Linked DNA regions of Homo sapiens: region 2 is linked to region 1. Evidence: read pairs that join two places in POLR2A ChIA-PET (ENCODE). Cell type or tissue: MCF 10A. All regions are shown on one strand.

Evidence for each region. Peaks named below come from ENCODE experiments on the same cell type or tissue, not always from the same donor. Only the 100,000 strongest peaks of a DNase experiment are listed, where the experiment ranks them.
Region 2: POLR2A ChIA-PET joins it to region 1 with 10 read pairs; 2 of 35 experiments call an interaction of 5 or more read pairs at or near these places.

The regions. Positions count from the first base shown.
Region 1 is chr12:91,815,225-91,823,224 of GRCh38, forward strand. No RefSeq gene overlaps it. Among named protein-coding and RNA genes, the nearest start is that of LINC02404, 56 kb to the right of the region's middle. In MCF 10A, no CTCF peak of the experiment used is centred here; no DNase peak of the experiment used is centred here.
Region 2 is chr12:92,075,167-92,083,166 of GRCh38, forward strand. All of the region lies in intron 1 of LINC01619 (long intergenic non-protein coding RNA 1619), which reads right to left. Among named protein-coding and RNA genes, the nearest start is that of LINC01619, 64 kb to the right of the region's middle. RefSeq lists enhancers at 2,519-3,718, 3,067-3,361. In MCF 10A, no CTCF peak of the experiment used is centred here; DNase peaks (open chromatin) are centred at 3,255, 5,055 and 5,515.

The sequences.
Region 1 (8,000 bases):
CCACTACTATGTAGAGAAACCTTGTGTTTGTGCTTCAGTGTAAAAATACACAGTCTCTAGCACAGCTCTCTCCCATTTTAAAGCTTTGATTCTATGGAATTTATTTTGCAATTCTATAAGTTGTAGATAACTGATAGCAGTGCAAAAATAAGTCTTGTCTCTAGACATTTAAGTTCTCTACAGTGGCCGTTCAATTGTTTCCCCATCTCCACTATGGAAGAAATCAGTTTTGCCTCCATTTTTACATCCATGTTAATATTCCAAATCTATAAATGTGTCTATTCTTAGGATTCTCTTTCGAACAGGTTATAATATCTGTTTGGTTATTTTACTGATTAATATGTTAAATAAAGTTTTTAACGTGTTCATTTTCAGCTGTATGAATGTCATGGTTTCCCTGTTTATTGAAATTATCTTTTAACGACAACTACTACTTCTTGAAACCACATTGTTAAACTAAGAAAAACAACCAGCAACTACTACTCCTATTTACTTGTACTAGCTCATCTGACTTCCACAAAAATCCTATGAGGTAGGTAAATCCTATTATGATTTCCCTTTCACAAATAAGGTGTCTGAGGCCCAGGGAGGTTAACAAAATTGCACATGGTAACACAACTGTTGTCAGACCTAGACCTTGATGCCCAGTTTCATCTGACTCCAGAACTCACGCTGTTACTCATAACACTGTATTGACTGTCAACACAACACCATTTTAAACCAAGTTATTCTGTCTGCTGGAGAATAGGAGCAGAAGTACTATTTAGAAAAAAGACCACTCAAGTAAAACTGATATTTGGAAACATTTATTATATGACTGCATTCATACCTATTCTGAAATATGAATCTGAATCTGGACAGGAAGGAGGGATCATCACAAGGCCAAGAGAATGAAGTTGAATCTATTTAGCTCTCCCTGAGTTTATTATGTTTCAATTATGATATTAAAGATATTTTAAATTCTTATACTATTACAACCTAAATAATATGGTGCAATAATACAAGAAAAAATATTATCTTAATGTCAATAGAAAAATGTGTTAAAATGTTTGCTATCAAGGGTTATTTCCTAATTTCCTTCATTATTCTTAAAAAACATAGTTGAACCATATCACCAAGTTCAATAAAATATAACCAAATTGTACACAGATCACATCTTTATTTATCCAACAGACACTTTCAAAACGTTATTTGTAAACATTTTCATACAAAAAAAGAGATGTAAATTTCTGACATTATTATTTATTTGTCCTTATTATTATTATTATTATTATTATTTTGATACAGAGTCTCACTCTGTCACCCAGGCTGGAGTGCAGTGGCGCGATCTCTGCTCACTGCAAGCTCCGCCTCCCAGGTTCATGCCATTCTCCTGCCTCAGCCTCCTGAGTAACTGGGATTACAGGTGCCCACCACCACACATGGCTAATTTTTTGTATTTTTAGTAGAGACGGGGTTTCACCCTGTTAGCCAGGATTGTCTTGATCTCCTGACCTTGTGATCTGCCTGCCTCAGCCTCCCAAAGTGCTGGGATTACAGGTGTGAGCCACCACACCAGGCCTGTCCTTATTAATTTTTATGATTGCTTGTGAATGAAAGCCCATCTTTTGGCTTTCCATTTTTGCATTTCTGAATGTTACCAAATTTCTCTATCCTCTGGATTTTCATGGTATTCTTTTTCATTGTTCTCTTTTGGAACTAATTACATTCCATCTTTATTTATTATCAGGGTCATTTTACCCTAAATCTTTGCCTTTAGGGCCATTAGCATAGGACTGCAAAGTAATATGGTAGTAAGTCATAGCTCCAAGTTTATCAAAACTATAACTGTCCACTGATGAAAACATTCCCCCATTGAGAATTAAGACCTGTACTTTGGCAGAACCTAAGTTCAAGGTAATGGAAAATGTAAATCTACAAGTGGGTTGGTCAGTAAGAATTATACTGAGAGGCTAATGATAATTTTCATTCATTGGTTCCAAAACTCATGTGTTCTAGCCCTTGAGTAAATACTTATTAGCCACAGGTTCAATGTGCACTTCACATTCTGCAAGACATTGTCCCTGAGCACGATTGGAGCATTTTCTAGGTCTGTCTCTTCAACCTCATATTCATTATTTATCAAGTGTGATGCATGCTGTCTCCAAAACTTTTCTCACACTTGACTCCACTAATACTGCTTTGTTTCAAGTCCTTTTCATCTCCTGCTTGACTTTTGCAATTGTTTTCTAACTGATCCTTTTGCTTTTTCTCTTTCATCCATTTTCAGTGGTGTCAGTAAGCATGATCCAAATGAAATGGACCTCCTGCCCTATTTCTAAACCTGCATTTGGAACTGCTTCCTATCCCTATTTACTTTTTACTGTATTACTCATTACTCCACCTACAGCTTCAGCTGACTCTTCGAACTTGACCACTGGCACCACCTTTTGCTTACTTTGGCTGCATTTTTCGAACTGTATTTTAAATCCTCCCTCTGGCAACACTGCCTTAAGCTATCTTGGTCCAGTCTACACCAGGACTAGGACAATGAGGTCTGGACTGGACTACTGTGGACAGTTCTCTTGCCAAATATGCCCTGGCCTGCCAAGAAAGACTTGGACTTTTCACCACTGAAATGGCTGTTTGTTATGCCATGGATGCTTTATATATGCAGTCTCTGTCTAAATGTCCTCCCTTGCTCCCTACTGGCAGGATTACCATTCAAGAATCTGCTAATGTATTGCCTTCTCTAATACATCTCCCCTAGGCACAATAAAAGTATTCATGCATTCTTATAATACTTGACACATAGCAGTCATAGTACCATTACTCTCAATGGCAAAACTGCAATTACTTTTGCACCACCTAATAAGATTTGTAAATGTTTATTACATGCTGGTCTGTGTTAATCACAGGTATTTCACTGGCATATGTGAATCAGTCAGCTCCCAAACTCTGGACTTCTTAAGGGGGGAAATCTATTCTCTTTTCCTTCAATGTCTTTCCTTCATTGTAGCCCAATTCAAGGCCATATAATTAGTGTTCATAAACACTGAACTAAATTAAATCAAATTGTTTGAGATATACTCAGTTTACCATCTTTTCTTAGACATAGTTAACAAAACAGTAATTTTTCCATATTATGCCACTTAACACATTCAAATTTCAAACTTAATTCTTGCCTGAGTCATTCTTCCAGATGACTGGGTTCAGTCATGCATAGCAATTCAATTTACCCTGATTTTAACCTCTTGTTACAATAATGGCTTCCAGGTCAACAGAAAGGACTTTAAAAGCTATTCCAGTAAGGATTGGTGAAGGTGAAGGGAGAGGAGAACAGGCAATAGCCCAATCATGTTTGGTACATGGCATGTTTGCTGTACTTTCTGTCGTGTGTGTGAGGAGCTCTGTTTAACTGACTTGAGGACTGAAGTACTGAACAAGCAAAGAATTGCTCAACTCCCTAGGTAGGTGGGTCTCAGTCAGTATTGAACAGGCAACCCTGTCATTTCAGTGTGATCTGTACTTGTTGGGAAATTGCTGTATGGTGTATGTACAACGTCTTTGCTGCTCACCAAGGTTGAAAACATTTAGTAGTCCACCCATGGGAAACTGAGAGTCTGTCTAGCCTCCAGCCATTGAAGCTTGAAACAAATTAAGTTCCCATCTCTCTCCTGGCTATTTGGGTTTGAACAATCTCTAAAGTGGTCTAGTAAACAGGCAGACAAGACTCCACTTGAGATGTAACCCTGTGTATAACCTAAAGCTAAGGAAAGTTTATGGAATCAACAGGCTGGGGCATGTTAGCTCTATAGTGAAAAATCAAAGAATTGCAATTTAGAGGTAGGGGTAGGGCAAGCCTGTGCTGTTGAATAAAAATGAATGCAATGTGTTTTGTTTTTTCAACATGTCTCAATGTGAGAAGGAGGTCAGAAAAGCTATGGGAGTGTTCAGAAAGTGATCTGTGTCACTGAAGTGTGGCAATGGGCCTGTGTAAATTAAAGATCTAAGCCAATGTGGAAAACACATTTTCAGCAGTAAATAATGTCATTTAAGGAGACTGATTGCCAAAGCAGCCTCATTGCCTAATGGGGGCCTAGTCTTTCATTCAACAAATATTTACTGCCTGGCCCTGGAGCTGGCACTGCAGTGCATTGGTAAGCAATAACCCCTGCCTTGTAGTTTTAATATTTTTATATAAGAGACTAATAAAAAACAAATACAAAGACTTTTTTTAAACCCTGCAATTTGGAATAAGGTCCTGAAAAGGGTGAAGGGAGTGCTGGCGTGCTGTTCTTTCAGCCACTTGGGCAAAATACGCAAGGATATTTCTATTCTGACCTATATTTGTAGAAAGTCTCTCCCCAAAACAATGATCTAGGCACACACACACACACACACACACACACACACACACACCCCAAACCCTAATTCTTGTGATGCCTCAATTCAGATCTGTCCCAGCCATGAATTTTGATTGCTCTGCACTTTCCCATCAGTCAACATGAAAGACTAGAAGGCCTGAATTATATTCATAAAGGACGCAATTGCTTATGGAAATATGACTCTAAGCTTAGAGTTTAGAAGTTTAAATTGCCCAGATCAAGATCATATAAATTACATAAAATAAATGACAGACCCGTTTTTCCATTTCATTTAGTCTAGATACCTATGGATCCTGCTTGTTTAATATGTAGTAATTATAATGTCACCTTCACACAAAATGCAGTAACTCTGTTAACAGTCTAAAAGAAAAAAAAAAATCATATAGGGGAAGAATTGTAGAGCAGCTGCCAAGAAGCTAAAAACAACAAAATTATCATTAAAAGATAGACTTAACAGTACCACATGGCAGAATTAATCTCTCCTGACCTAATGACCCACGTATTATGTTACCGAAATGGCATTTTTCAGAGGAAACATTTCTGCCCATCCTCTCACCCAGAACAAAAGCCTAATAAAATTTAGATTTTGAAGAGTTGGGTGCCTAGCTCTGTGGTACACATTCTGTAATTGTTTATGCGTATTTATCAATCAGATTGTAAATATTTCAAACGCAGACATCCATTCAAAGTCTTATTTTTATGTATCACAAGTATATACAGTCAGGTTCATTGTGCCTTTAATTCCTTCAGCTCTCTTATTTAGTTATTCATTCATTTATTTCAACAAATAATAAACATCTGTGAACACTATACCCAGGCCAAGAGCTAGAATACTGGCAACTGGTTGCAGGTATCTGGGTTCCTTCCCATCCTGTTTTTGGGCGGAAGTTTCCAATACAAGCTATCCATCATTCTGCCTTTTGTATTTTTATTTTTTGTGTGTTATGGACTGAATGTTTGTGTCTCCCCAAGGTTCATATGATGAAACCCTATCCCCTGATGTGACGATATGTAGTGGGAAGCCTTTAGAAGGTACTAATAATTAGGATTAAATGAGGTCATGAGGGTGGAGCCTCTTAGAAGGGATTAGTGCCCTTCTAAGAGTCACAAGAGAGCTTGCTTCCCCGCTCTGCTCTACACTGTGTAAGGATACAATTCAAAGTTGGCTGCCTGTGATCTGGAAGAGGGCCTTCACCAGAACCGGACCATGCTGGCAATCTGATCTTGGACTTTCAGCCTCCAGAACTGTGAGAAATAAATGTCTATTGTTTGTAAGCCACTTGGTCCATGGTATTTTTGTTACAATAGTACAAGCTGATGAGGACACCTTGCTTTTTTTTTTTTTTTTTTTTTTTTTGAGACAGAGTCTCTGCTCTGTCACCCAAGCTGGAGTGGAGTGGCACGATCTCGGCTCACTGCAACCTCCATCTCCTAGGTTCAAGCAATTCTCCTGCCTCAGCCTCCCAAGTAGCTGGGACCACAGGTGCACACCACCACACCCAGCTAAATTTTGTATTTTTAATGGAGACAGGGTTTCACCATGTTTGCCAGACTGGTCTCGAACTCCTCACCTCAGAAGATCCGTCCACCTCAGCCTCCCAAAGTGCTGGGATTACAGGTGTGAGCCACCGTCCAAGCGACACCTTGTTTTTTGATAATAGTTGTATTACACATAGCATATATTTAGTAATATTTTTTATACTGAGCTTTTATTTTCATTTTTCTAAAAAAAGGCTATTATGTTATATACAGATTCTGGGATTTTTTTTTTTTTTTGTCACTCAGTAGTAGCTGTGATTCATCCATGTTATACAAGTTGTGATTTATTCGTTTTCACTACTGTGTAATGGCACATTTATGATCTTTTTAATCCACTTTATCCATTCTCCTCTTGTGTGTTTTGTTGTTGTTGTTTGTTTTGTTTTTTTCCAGACAGAGTCTCACTCTGGACAGGCTGGAGTGCAGTGGCAAGATCTCGGCTTATGGCAACCTCTGCCTTTCAGGTTCAAATGACTTTCATGCTTCAGCCTCCCAAGTAGCTGGGATTACAGGTGTGTGCCACTATGCCTGGCTAATTTTTTTATATTTTTAAGTAGAAAAATACAACAAATTTCATAGCATTGGGTTTTGTCATGTTGGCTAGACTGGTCTCAAACTCCTGGCCTCAAGTGATCTGCCCACCTCACCCTCTCAAAGGGGTGGGATTACAGGCATGAGCAACCGTGCCTGGCCCTCTTTGTGGTTATTTGCATTTAATACAGATTTTTAAACTTTTGTTTCTTTTTGCAATTATAAACAGTGCTGCTCTAAACATCCTTATATATGTCTCTCAGTGCACATAAACAAACATGTCACATGAATTTATATCTAGGAGAGGAACCAATAGGTCGCAGGACATATGAATATTCACTTTTACAAGATAATGCTAGATTGCTTTTCAAAGCAATTGTACCATTTTATCCCCACAACGATGTAAAAGATTTATTGATTAGCATTGCTCCAGCAATTGTTATCAAACTTTTAATTATTTTGATTGAATGGATGTAAAATGGCATTTTCTTGTTGTCATGATTTATAGTGACCTGATTACTAATTAAGTTAACTATCTTCATATACTTGTTGTCTAATGGCTTTCCGGTAGGTTTGTTAGACAATTGTACTAAGCAGTCTAATGGTAATTGATTCTGGATAGGAAAGTGTTTCTAGACAAACACTCTCTAAATTAATTTAGTTTCAGAATGCTAGCTTTTTCATAAATAATACATTTATAGATATTCTATTCATATTGTTTGACCTATATGGCTAATCTGTTTTTGCCTTAGCTGTGGACCTACAGTTTTACCACCTAATAACTCCAGAAATTTCAGAGCAAAAGTTGGTGAATCTCAAAGGCAAGGGATGTTTTCTGAATGTTGCAGATTCTTTAATTTATATACATATATTAATTTCAACTTGTTGGAGGTTTAACCTCCTGGGAAAATGAAACTCTTCATTTGGACTTGAATTGTATTAGACCTAGGATCTGTTCTTTGGGTAGGTATAGATTATTTTATGCTTTAAAATGCCTCGATGTTTCTTTGGGGACTAAAATACACAGATCAAAGTTAAAGACTGTAAGAAAGATAATTTTCTTTTTTTTTTCTGTTATATAGGGATTCATTTCATTTTATTTTTTAAAAAATGCAAGTTGTATACAAACTCCTTGGGAAGCTATAAATCACTGTTCTACTGAGATTGTCATACGTAGGGGTAACAGGCACCATCTGCAATTCATCTCATAGACTCCATTTGAAAATACCAATTTTTCTTCAGTCTGTCTGAAGGGATTGTGAGGGATGGTCTGACAAGGAAGACAACCAGGTCTTCCTTTGGGTATCCAAATACTAACAAAATATCCAATCTTTGCTAGGTATTAGAAAAGGGAGAACAGAAAGTTATCCCAGAAAGCCAAAATCATAAGAATACAAATTTAAAAGCCAGGATCACAGAATTATGACATACAAGGTGTCTCCAGTCTAAATTCTAGAGATGCAAATTTTCTAGAAAACCCATGGCACTTCTCCAGGTAAAATGATGATGATGCATTCATATCTTGCATGATGATATAGCCCCACTGGGAGAAAAGGTAGAAAT
Region 2 (8,000 bases), 260 kb after region 1:
TTGGCAGCTTCTAATACAAAATTTATTAAAGTGAATTGAATTTTATTGTAAACAAATGACAATTTATTTTTCATATCTCTGCTCAATTTCCTCAGATACTTTTCTTGTGAGAGTTGAGCCTCTTAAATCACTATTCTCAGAGAATAGAAAATTCAAATATGACAACGGGGTTTAAACTGTCCATATCATTAAGCTTTGAAAAGATGGCAGGAATCTAAGAAAAAGATCCAAATATTGAGAAGACGTATTCCTTTCTTTCCATGATAAAAATCACAGAAAAAAAAATACTGCATAGGCATAGAGTTAATAAAAGATTAGGATCTTGATCTTTCAATGAGAAAACCTGAGCTTCTGGACAGTTCTAGGAAAAGCCACTGGAAGCTGTTGTCTTTGTAATGAAGGGTTCTTCTGCCAGATAACATGTGCTGTTGAAAGGCAAGTCTTTGCTGCATGACTGGTCACTCTAAGCATGCCTCTGACAAGGACACTTTAGAGGTAGCCACTGTTTCTGAACCAAGCCAGTTTCAAATACTCTTCCTTGCTCAGCAATGGACTATACTTCTTTTTTCACTTTGAGGCCTGTCCCCAAAAGCTGTCTAATAAGCCTTATAGCAGATACCAAAGGCAATTCAAATTCACTTTGAATCATGCTTCAGGAATCAGCTGCCGCAGACAGTGGTGCAACGACACATGCAAATTTCAAATAGCTAAGATACTTTACTGAGGCTTTAAAACATCAGCTCTATTTTCAAGTCAAAGATAAATGTGTCTACTGCTTTTCTCTGGGGTCATCACGTTGCTGCACTCAAGGGGAAACTTCCACCAGGTCTGTCCACTCCATATTTTTCATCCTTCTCCCTATTCAGCAGGATGCCTGGCAGGTTACTGGAACTGTGCTGGATATCAAAGATATAATTTCTGGGGGCACAAGAAGGTCTTTTTAGTCCTTCTAGAATAACATGGAAAGAAAATTCAACAAGTTATATGATGAAGTGTGATAACTATTTTGATAGAGGAAGTAGAATGCTGTGGGAATAGAGAAAAGAATTTCTAATCTAGACAAGAAAAAAAAAAAAAACAGAGAATTCTTCCAAATGAGCAGAAGAGAGCCAGGGAAGGAAGAAAGGGGCATGTGCAATTAGTCAACAAAATCACAGCCCATAACCTAACTCTGATTGGTTCACAAATCAGCCAACTGCTTCTATTAACTTCTTCCCCCAGATATCCACTTGGTTCACTCCTTAATTTCACTTGGGTCTTTACTCAGATGTCACCTTTTTACTGAGGTCTTTCCTCACCACCCTATTTAAATTACACTACACCTCCAACACTACCAATTTCTCTCCCCAACATTCACCTAACTACATATTTTGACTGTTGTTTATTTTTTGTCTATTTTCTTTCATACAAATAGATGCTCCCTTAGAACAATTTTTTTCTGTTATTTTCACTGCTATATCTTAAGCATCTAAGACAGTATTTGCAACATAACAGGCTCTTCGTAAATACATTTGGGCAGTCCATAAATACTTGCTGCCACTAGCTGATGAAGGATCCAAAATGAATTTGTGGGACAGGGTATGCTAATGTTGATGATCTCCACCCAAATCTTCTGATAGTTACCAGTCTTGATTTCAGTAAGCAAGACTTGGCAGCAGGAAATAATAATAATGTTTAATGTTTATTGAGTGATCGTGGTATGCTAGACCCTGTTAATAATCAAATACATCACTTCACAGTTTCCTCAAAATAACTTTGGGAGGTAGGGACTATTATTATCTTCATTTTACAGATAAGGAAATGGAGACACAGAATGCTAACCAACTTGCTCAAGGCCTCACACACAGACATTTAGTCACACCTCTGATAAGTCAGGAGCCAGGATTTGAGCCCCAATAATGGATCCAGAAGACTAACAATCTCCAGAAACGGAACCCATTCTGTACTCTGACAACACCGGACACTGATGTGAAAGATTAAATCTATGCTGGTAAGAAGAACTACAAGAGCTTTGATTCAACATTTTATGCAGGCCTAGATAATTATTTGTTGTAGGGAGACTGTTCTGTGTGCTATCACATGGTTAATGGTGTCTCTCTGGTCTCTACTCACTAGATGTCTCATATCCCAAGTTGTGACAATCATAGGTGTCTTCAGACATTACCAATGTCTTCTTGGGGGAAGGAGACAGAGGAGCAAAATCACTCCCAGTTGAGAATCAGTGACTTAATGTACTACAATAAAACTCATTATTCCACAGTGTAGCACTTTTTTCAAAGCCCAGTGAAATTATGGTATCATTTCTCAAAGTTATTTACAGAAGTTCCTCAAATACTTTTATTCAGCATTTCCATGGGGACTTGTTTGCAGCTACCCCTAAAGATGAGATTGTTCTAGAAGTGGGTAGAGACTGAGAGGGGAGGTAAAATAGCAAAAATGACAAAAGAAGACATGAGGTGTTTAATCACCCTCTTTTTCTTAGGTCAGGGCTATGCTGCCTAGGGCCCTTGTGTTTCCCTAGATTTGAAACATCAACAGACTGCAGGGCCCTCTGGGCATATCACAGCTTCTGCCATGGCTCCTAGAAGCCTTTGAAGCTGACAAAAAAAGGATGGAAGCCACTCTCATCTGCACATGCTATTTTTGCATATGATGCTCCCTCTGCCTGGAACACTTCACTTCCACCTTCCCTTCATCACTTTCAGTGGTAACCCCCAGGCCTATTTCCTTGGTAAACGTTACCTTCAGAAATAATCATGTTTGTTCATTGACTTATCTGCTGAATGTCTGACTTCTTCACCACTCCCCAGTTATCGCTAGAACGGAAGCTCAATGGAGCAGTGACCCATAACTCTATTTCTAATTCCTAGAGAAAAACATGACTGATGCATAATATATGTTCAATAAATATGTGTTGAATTAATTCACTAATCCTAGACCCTACCTTATACTATTTAAGCTTTTTACATGTCTCTCTCTGAACCACAGACAAACCATTCATGAAATGATCTTTATGGGGAAGGCATGACAAGAGTCAAAAGGAAGAGTCTTAAGAGATGAGTCGCTGAACATCATACTATTGTAAGCCTGAAGGGGTGGTTTGGTTTAGGCAGCCCAGTAACCCTGGAAAAGACTTGCAGACAAACTGTTGTCTGTGTACCAAGATCTTCCTATCCTAGTGTGGGAACATTAGTCTCTATGTGACTCAGCAACTTTTTGCTCCTACTGTGCACTCCACCCTTGTTATTCCTTCTTGTGAAGATATCTTGGGACTTTGCCCAACTGACTCCGTGCTCACACTTCATTGTTTTGTCCTCTCTTCTTTCTCATTCAGGAGCTCTCTTGGGAATAGAAGATTTCATGTGGGATGAAGAGAAACACAAATGTAATAGAAAAACAAAACTGGGAAAGGAAAAAAATGTTTTTGAGTGAAACTATGAAGTGACTATAGGTTGATTCATCAGTAGAAACATATGGAAACACTTATCTCAAAATTCAGTAGTTATGAAACTTGAAACCCGCTTCAATATTTTATTCAGAGTTATGTATTTGACCTTCAGGAATTCCATGTTAAGTTTCTGCTCAAAGACCAAGGAAACATCTAATTGATTGATCAAAAGGTTCATAATTAGATCCATTTTTTTCCTGAATCCATATTGGAGAAACAAGAAATAGATGACCTAAAAAAAATCCTTGAGTGGATGTCTCACCAGCCAGGAAAATTCCAAATAAAGTTTGCTTTGTGTCCAAGGGCTGAAATGAGGTGACTGTAATAGAAGTGATAGCAGGGAGCAGGTTGCTATTCTGACCTTGGTCTGCTCAGACTGCTGTAAGCATGGCCATCATTATACAGAAGGTCCAGTCACATCACGTGGGCAGAAACTAGACATTAACTTCAAGTTTTCTTTCCAGTTTTTATTTCTAATATGCCATTCTTCTCCTGGTATAATGACATAATAGCACATGAATGGACTTTACTTGGCAAACCAATGATTCCAAAAATTATTTTCAAAAGTTACACAGTAACCATAACCACAGTGTTCCATCACCAGGACAATATAACTTCAAGTCTCTTTGGCAACTCCATGAGGGGAGGGGGAGGATGAAGGAGTAATCACCTTGTTCTGCAGTTTCCTAGTCAGGCACCTAATATTCTCATTCTACTCAGTCTGTCTGTCTCTCATTCTCTCTCTCTCTCTCTCTCTCTGTCTCCTCTCTCCTCTTCCTCTCTGATCAAATGAGTTACTCTTGCCTCCTCTAAGGTCTTTAGATTCTGTTGCGATCAGAAAACAGGCTTTGGAATCTCTGCTTCAGTACCTTCATCTGAATATTAAAAAAAGGAGCAAAGTACCAACTGTCAGCCTATGTTTATAAAGCAAACTATCTGAGAAAATAATAGAAGTTTATTGACATAGACAAAACAGGCTACATATAGTGGCTCTGATATATTAAATATTTTTATAGTGTACTCATATTTAAACATAGTCAACCAAAAGCCAAAGGTCTTATTAATTAAGCAAAAATCAGAAAGCATATTATTAAATTTTAGTGTGACAAACACCATAACACAGGAAGGTACCACAGGGATGAGATTCAGAGGATTAATTGGGCAAAGAGATCTAGAAATAAACTTTATTTATTTATTTATTTATTTATTTATTTTGAGATGGAGGCTTGCTCTGTCGCCCAGGCTGGAGTGCAGTGGCGCGATCTTGTCTCACTGCAACATCTGCCTCTCAGGTTCAAGCAATTCTCCTGCCTCGGCCTCCCGAGTAGCTGGGACTACAGGCGTGAACCACCACATCTGGCTAATTTTTGTATTTTTAATAGGGACAGGGTTTCACCATGTTGGCCAAGCTGGTCTCGAACTCCTGACCTCGTGATCTGCCCCCCTCAGCCTCCCAAAGTGCTGGGATTACAGGCGTGAGTCACCGTGCCCAGCAGAAACAAACTTCTTTATGGAAATAAAATTGAAAAGAGAACATTGCCAAATAAAAAATGTTTGCACCACACACTTGTTACAAACAGCCAAGATGTTATTCAAGACTATTGCAAAAGAGGAGAGGGATTGAACTCAACTCCTAATTATTGCAAAGACAGCTGGAGATTTATACCCAATGAGGAGAGTGAGGAGGTCAGTGGATCAACAATTGGTAAGGATGAGAGATTCTTGAAGGACTTAGCAGGATTATTTGCAAAAATGGGGCTCAACAGGCCAAATTAGAAGCCTAGACGAGAAGAAGTTTCAAAGGACCCTGACTAAAGTTGGCACAGAAGAGAGTCTTTGTCACTGTGCAGGTGATGGATAGAAACAGAAACTAAAAGCCACTGTACTACACAAAGTTGGAGAAAATTCTCTTTGTGGTTTATTGAGTTTAGGGAGATAAAAAGCACCCTGGTGAAAGGAACCTGCCCACCACATAGCCTGGGGCCTCCTAGAGTATTTAGAATGGAGCATGACATTCTAAGGACATCGGGAAGTGTTTACTGAGAAACCTGAGTGAAAGTATGTCTGAGTCACATGCGACAGCAATCATGAAGTCAGGAATTTATGGAACTCTTAGTTCATCCACTCAACATTCACTCAGCAAGTATTTATGGAGAGCCCAAACGTATTTATGGAGAGCCTATTATGTTGCAAGCACTGTCTTAGGTGCTTAAGATATAGCAATGAAAATAACAGAAAGAAAATTGTTCTCAGGGAGCACATATTCATATGGGAGGGAAGAGACAATTTTAAAACACAACAAATAAATAAAACAGGCAGTTAAATGAATGACATGGAGAGAAATTGGTAGCGTGGGGGTGTGGTGTAATTTAAATAGGGTGGTGAGATCTCAGTAAGAAGGTCACATCTGCATAAAGACCTAAATGAAATTAAGGAGTGAACCCAGTGGATATTGAGGGAAGACGTTAATAGAAGCAGTTGGCTGCTTTGTGAACGAATCACTGAGTTAGGGTATAGGCTGTGACTAACTGCCCATCTTCCTTTCTTCCTTCCCTGGCTCTCTTCTACTCATCCCTCAGGTTTTGACTTAAAAACTTCTCCTTTGGAAGCATTCTCTGTTTTCTTCTTGTCTAGATTATGAACACTTTTCTGTATCCCCACAGCATTCTACTTCCTCTATCAAAATAGTTATCACACTTCATCATATACATTTCTTTCCATATTACTCTATAAAGACTAAGAAAACCTTCTTGTGCCACTCAAAATTATGTCTCTGATATCCAGCACAAAGCAGGAGGCAGAATTACGTTGGGAATCAGACTATCTGGGATTTATATAGTGGCTGTAACACTTTCTTAATACGTGCCTGTGGGCAAGTTACTTGGCCTTTCTGTGCCTCAGTTTCCTCATTTTTAACAATGGGAGTACAGATCTAGCAAGTGCCTGACACAGCGTAGATGCTTGATATAGGAATCTAACAATTGCTACTTCCTCCAGAAACATTTCAGTCCACAGGGAGCATTGCTTTCTGTGAAGTTCAAAGAAAGTGTGGCCCAGTGAAATGAACATGAGTTTTAGATTCAGATAAAGCTGAGTCAGTTTGAATACTCATATCCAATATTTTGTAATTATATAAATGGGTATAAAAATCTTTATTTCAACAGTTTGTTGAGGATTAAAAAGAGACAACACACACAGGGGCCTAGCATACAGCAGGTACTCAACAGACGCTTATTCTGCCATCATCATTACTCATATTTATCTGTTATTATCCTTCATTTGCACTTCACTGTCTGATATCTTATAAGCATCTCTTGTGGAGTCATTTAACTTTTCCTTAGGCCCAAACTCTGGCTTCCCCAGTAGAGTGTAAGTTATTTGGGGTAGAACTATATGTTTCACTTCTCAGAGATTCTCATAATGCCTTGCACAAGACCATTCCCAGAGTAGGCACTCAATATGAATTGAATGAATAATAAATAGGAGAAAGAGAGCGAGAAAGAGAGGAAGAGAGGTTTTGATAAGTCAAGGGTTGTATGAAGAATAGACCTAGGAATGGTTCATGGAAATCAATGTAAATGACTCTTGCAAATGAGCAGACTGAAATATATTTAGAGCTCCCTTAGGGGAAAAAATTTCATTTCCATTCCTAGGATAGATATTTATCTGTTCAGAATCATTCAGATATAGTCCTGCCTGAAGAAAGAGGTAACCTCTCAAATTCTTTCTTGACCTATTATATATATTCTCTCTCTCTCTCTCCCTATTTCTGTGTGTGTATGAGTGTTTTTAAAATCAATGTATCAATAATTTTAGACAGAGAGAAGACAACATGATTGTCTGAATGAGATGCATATTTTTCCACAGGGTACAAATAAAATATTCCAAGAGATAACACAGTTAGATTTCAAAGTATTACTAAGAAGAACTAGCTATGTTTTTATTAGTTGAAAGAATCTCACTGCAAATAAACCAATCTGCTATTTTAATGCTAAACAGAAAAACTTTGAATTATGCAAAAAAATAATGCACAGCTTCTGATGATTATAAAATGCATTACTAAAGGCTATGATGCATCATTTATAGGCTACTATTGGAAATCTGAGCTCTGAGAGATGATTAGTTTAAATAACTGAAAGGGAAAGTGACTTGGCATATGAGGAAAGATAACTATTTCACAAAATAAGCCCACCAAATTTGAGACAATGAATTAAACAACTTACAAATCTGCTCAACAAAAGCATAGGTAAAAAGAAAGATCTATGAATCCTTTTATCAATTGCTTCTTAAGTATTTATTTATTTTTAATTAATTTAATTTTGTCACTCTGTCTTCCAGGCTGAGTGCAGTGGTGTGATCATAGCTCACTGCAGCCTCAGCCTCCTGGGTTCAAGCGATCCTCCCACCTCAGCCTCCCGAGTAGAGGGACTACAGGCACGTACCACCACACCCAGCTAATTTTTTATTTTTTATAGGCGAGGTCTCTCTATGTTGCCCAGGTTTGTCTCCAACTCCTGGACTCAAGCAATTCCCCTGCCTCGGCCTCCCAAAG